Regions from separate parts of the Homo sapiens genome. Here region 1 is linked to region 2. Evidence: chromatin loops called from intact Hi-C (ENCODE). Cell type or tissue: tibial artery. All regions are shown on one strand. Region 1 overlaps SEL1L2 (SEL1L2 adaptor subunit of SYVN1 ubiquitin ligase). Region 2 overlaps SEL1L2 (SEL1L2 adaptor subunit of SYVN1 ubiquitin ligase).

Evidence for each region. Hi-C counts contacts between places; a loop is a spot of excess contacts. Peaks named below come from ENCODE experiments on the same cell type or tissue, not always from the same donor. Only the 100,000 strongest peaks of a DNase experiment are listed, where the experiment ranks them.
Region 1: a loop joins it to region 2, with 2.0 times the contacts of the local background. A loop is called at or near these places in 3 of 110 quality-filtered maps.

Annotation. Positions count from the first base shown.
Region 1 is chr20:13,867,344-13,869,843 of GRCh38, reverse strand. SEL1L2 (SEL1L2 adaptor subunit of SYVN1 ubiquitin ligase) reads left to right here. Exons shown (of 20, transcript NM_025229.2): 14 at 254-341. Among named protein-coding and RNA genes, the nearest start is that of NDUFAF5, 84 kb to the right of the region's middle. In tibial artery, no CTCF peak of the experiment used is centred here; a DNase peak (open chromatin) is centred at 1,285; H3K27ac peaks cover 2,500 bases.
Region 2 is chr20:13,934,037-13,936,536 of GRCh38, reverse strand. All of the region lies in intron 2 of SEL1L2 (SEL1L2 adaptor subunit of SYVN1 ubiquitin ligase), which reads left to right. Among named protein-coding and RNA genes, the nearest start is that of SEL1L2, 55 kb to the left of the region's middle. In tibial artery, no CTCF peak of the experiment used is centred here; no DNase peak of the experiment used is centred here; H3K27ac peaks cover 2,039 bases.

The DNA.
Region 1 (2,500 bases), 67 kb after region 2:
AGTGACCTTCCCCCAATATCTAACAAAACTTACTGTCAATGTAGAAAAAGACATAATTATGATGAAAATGAGGCATTATTTCCTAATAGAGTCTAATATAATAATGAAATAAAATATATAATGTTTCTGATACTATTTTAATTACCCTAAATCACATAGGGCACTGTCTATACTCTTTTTAAGAAGTGGAAGGCAATTGTTTCCATGGAGTTTTACTTGTGCCTTTGAGTAATAGAGTGTAATTATCTTGCAGAATTATGCCGAAGCACTTAAATACTTTCAGAAAGCTGCGGAAAAAGGGTGGCCCGACGCACAGTTCCAGTTAGGCTTCATGTACTACTGTAAGTGCCACAAATACAGCTGCTTTATTTAGAATGACATATGCATTATTAAGTCTGCTTCTTTTATAACAAACATCAAAGGTTTGGTGTGAGTGGTTTAGACAGAACATTTAGGCAACAAATTAAATAAGAATTTGAAAAAGCCTAAAGAAAAGGACACTGGTTGGGAGGGGGGACAAGGAGGTGCAGAGTCAGGAAGCTTATCTTTGACAAGGTTAAGTTGGAGGTGCTAGCGATATCCCGTGCACATCCCCAGAAGCAAGTACGACACTCACGAGAAAGGTCAAACTTACAGAGAAGGTTCGAGAGGCATCAGCACGCAGCTATTAGTTAAGAGTAGTTGAGGTTGCAAAAGGAAAGGAGCAAGAGGGTGAGAGGAAAGAGCAGTGGGCCATGGTAGATAACTAGTGATCCTCCGTGCTGTATTGAAGGGTAGGCAGGGGAAGTACATCACTGAGAAGAATGGAAAGCCAAGCTCAGCGGAATAGGGAACAAAAAAAAAAAAAGATCTTAATGGAGCCAAGGGAAGAACTTTCAAGGAAGAGTAAATGAATGGGCACCCCTGTGAAATGCAGTGAGAAACCTGGTTTAAAAAACAAGTAAGAGGCCGGGCGTGGTGGCTCACGCCTGTAATCCTAGCACTTTGGGAGGCCGAGGCGGGCGGATCACGAATTCGAGACCAGCCTGGCCAATATGGTGAAACCCCGTGTCTACTAAAAATACAAAAATTAGCCTGGCATGGTGGCGGCTGCCTGTAGTCCCAGCTACTCGGGAGGCTGAGGCAGAATCAAATTGCTTGAACCCAGGAGGTGGAGGTTGCAGTGAGCCTAGATCACGCCACTGCATTCCAACATGGGCAACAGAGTGAGACTCCATCTCAAAAAAAAAAAAAAAAAGTAAGAAAGAATGAAATATGTATGAGACTTGGCAATACAGAGACTGTGGGTGAGGTCATTGGACTGCTTGGGGTGGAAGCCGCATGCCAACGGCATGAACGGAAGATCAGGAAGTTGAGAAATAAAAGTATTCTTGCAAGCAGCATGCCCTTAAAGGGAAGGAAAGAGAAGGAACTCAGCATCAGGGGGACTAGGACCCAGAGGGAGTTACTTTTAAGATGAAGAGACCTGAGCATAATTATAATTGATGGAAAGAGATTCTGAAAAACATTGGTGGTATTAGCACCTGATTAGGCACAGATCAGTGGAAGCCTCTTTAACCGTGATAGATAGACAGGATTGCTTACCCTCAAAGACTGGAGAGAGGGTGGAAAGGATGATGCGAATCTAAGTATGGGGGAATGGGATGGGGAGAGAGGTGAGTGAGGAAAGACAATATGAAGTTTTCTTCAATGATCTAGTAGGTACAAAGTTGACTTCTGTGAGCAAAGGTAGAGTGGTTGGCTAGGAGGTCTTAGAAAGCCATGAAAGTTTGTAACAATCTCTGTGGGGAGTGAGAGAGGAAGTGGCCAAGACAAATACCAGGAGATATGAACATACCTGAGTATCCCCACCAAGTCCTTCATGTCAGAGGAGGAGCCAGGGCAGCAGCAGACCACATCATCAAGGAGGTCACATCCGGTCAAGGGGTCACTGGCATTTTCCACGGTGGCCCAGCAGGAGCACCTGTTTTGTACTATCTTGGGGGGTTGAGGTTGCCTAAGATGGCCTTGTTCTTCTAGTTCATTCCAAGTCCTTGGCTTGGGATCTACCAGATTTCCCAAGTTTCTAGAATAAGAAAAATAGTCATGGCTAATGTATATTAAGTCTTCGTATGTTTTAACTCATTTCGTATGTTTTAACTCATTTGACCCTCTCAACTCATTTGACCCTCTCAACATCTACCGGGTATCCCACAGTGTATCCACTGTGATGAGCAAACTAAGCCAATGTTGTGGTTGGACATCTTGCCCAGGATCACACAGTTGTGGAGCTGGAATTCAAATTCAAGCAATTTGCCTCCAGAGCTTTTGCTCTTAATCGCTACATGGCACTGCTTCTAAAGGCTCCAGTGTTAGAGCTGGAAGATAACTTAAAGACCATCTAAGGAAAGCCTTCACTTTTGCAAATAAAGTGCCTAAATGGCCCAAGTCACAAAAGAACTAATGAGAGAGCCAGGACAAGAATCTTGGCTGCTGGGAGTCTGCTGGTTCTCTGCTCTAG
Region 2 (2,500 bases):
AGGAGTCACTGGTACAGGTGGGCCTCAAAAGACATCTCAAAAGGCCAATCTTATGTTCTAAAATAGTGACGTTATTTACAGGAGTCATTGGGGAAGTTGTAAATCTTGTGACCTCTAGAATTGTGGCTGGTTATCATTGAACTATGCCTACATCTTAGCAGAATTTGGGCCCCTGTCATCCTCCTAACCTGGTGGGCTTTCATTAGTTTTACAAAGGTGGTTTAGTTTTTGGGAAGGGCTATTATCATTTCTCCCAAAGTTAGCTTAGCTCACACCCAGGAATGACCAAAGGCAGTTTGGAGGTTAAAAGTAAGATGGAGCTGGTTAGGTCAGATCTCTTTCAATGTCATAATTTTCTCGCTGTCATAATTTTGGCAAAGGCTATTTCAGAGCTTCAAGATACAGGGAAGTGAAGAGGCAGAGGGCAAGTGAAGATGTCAGAGACTATCAAAACACAGCTTCTTTCTCCGATGAAGAGCTATAGCTAGTCTATAGATGGGCCCAGGAGAGTTTTACAAACATGCTTTTATTGCATTTGCTGTTTAAAAACTAAAATTCACATGATAAGCCCTTCAACAGAAAATCTTGTCAGCAATGTTTCCGGAATATCTCCAGAAACAAACCACAACCACTATCACCATTTCCCCCTCTACCATCTTCTTTCTTCACTGTCACCATCAATTCTCAAGTGGCCTATTTCAGTTGGCCTCTTTTCCCCACTCCATCTCTACGATATCATATTCTCCACACATGAGCCAGAATGATACTTCTGAAATTTAATTCAGTTAATATCACTCCTCTGCTCAGAACCCTCCATAGGGCTCCCATTCACACAGAACACAACTCCCAATCCTGAACCTGGCCCCAGCGCTGCCTCTCTGCCTCATTATTTCCCCCTCTCCCCACCCCACTCACTCTGCTCCAGTTACCCTGTCTTCCTTGCACACCTGTGTGTTCCTGTTTCAGCGCCTTTGCGTTTGCCATTGCCTCTGTCAGAACTCCCTTCCTGAGGTTTATTTGCGTGGCTAACTCCCTCCATTCCCACAGGGGTCTACTCAAATGTAATCATAGAACTTCTCCACCCTGTATCAAATAACACTAACTTTTATCACTTCCCTCCCCTTACCCTTTTTAAAAACAACTCCTTTTATCAGTTGACTGTTATCTTCCCTGGCAGAAAATCAGCTGCAAGAGGGCAGAGACTTTGTTTGTTTGGTTGGTTGGTTTGGCTGTATCCCTGGCTCTGAGAGCAGGGACTGAGAGCAATGCTCCAAAAATGCTTGTTATTAAATTATTTAATCTCTGGATGCCTTGGAGAGTCAGAGAAAGCCTCTCTGTCTTCCAAGGCTCCCTAATACTTGGTCTCGCTGACTGTGTTCTGCTGTTGTTCAGGATGAGAGAGAAACCCAAAGTCAAGAAACACTGACCTCTGTAAAGAAGCCAGTAGAAACATCAGACAGTCACAGGCATTTGCCAAACTTGTACTGCCTCCTCAACTTAGATGCTAGTTATTGTTGAACTGAAAAGTTAAAGTTAAATGGCAATAACATATGATAATTCCACTATACTAGAGAGTGCAGGATGCTTATCAAAATCCATGTTCTCTTCTTCCAGATACCTAAATAGATTATGTTTCTCGGCCACCTTGCAATTAGGTGGGGCTAATAGAAGGTGGCTGAAAGCAGGAAATGCAAACCAAAACCACAATGTGATACCAGCTTACTCCTACAAGAATGGCCATAATCAAAAAATAAAAAAAAACAGATGTTGGCATGGATGTGGTGAAAAGGGAACACTTCTACACTGCTATGTGAATGTAAACTAAAACAACCAGTGTGGAAAACAGTGTGAAGATTCCTTAAACAACTAAAAGTAGAACTACCATTTGATTCAGCAACCCCACTACTGGGTATCTACTCAGAGGAAAAGAAGTCATTATACAAAAAAGATACTTGCACACAGGCTTATAGCAGCAGAATTCACAATTGCAAAAATACAGAACCAGCCCAAATGCCCATCAATCTACGAGCAGATAAAGAAACTGTGACATATATATATATGGAATATATATATATGGAATATATATATATGGAATATATATATGGAATATATATATATGGAATATATATATATGGAATATATATATATGGAATATATATATATGGAATATATATATATGGAATATATATATATGGAATATATATATATGGAATACTACTCAGTCATAAAAAGGAATGAGTTAATGGCATTCAAAGCAACTTGGATGGGACTGGATAATATTATTTTAAGTGAAGTAATTCAGAAATTGAAAAGCAAACATTGGATGTTCTCACTTATAAGTGGGAGCTAAGCTATGAGGATGCAAAGCCATAAGAATGATACAATGGACTTTGGGGAATTGGGGGGAAAGGGTAGGAAGAGGATGAGGAATAAAAGGCTACAAATTGGGTTCCGTGTATACTGCTCGGGTGATGGGTGCACCAAAATCTCACAAATCACC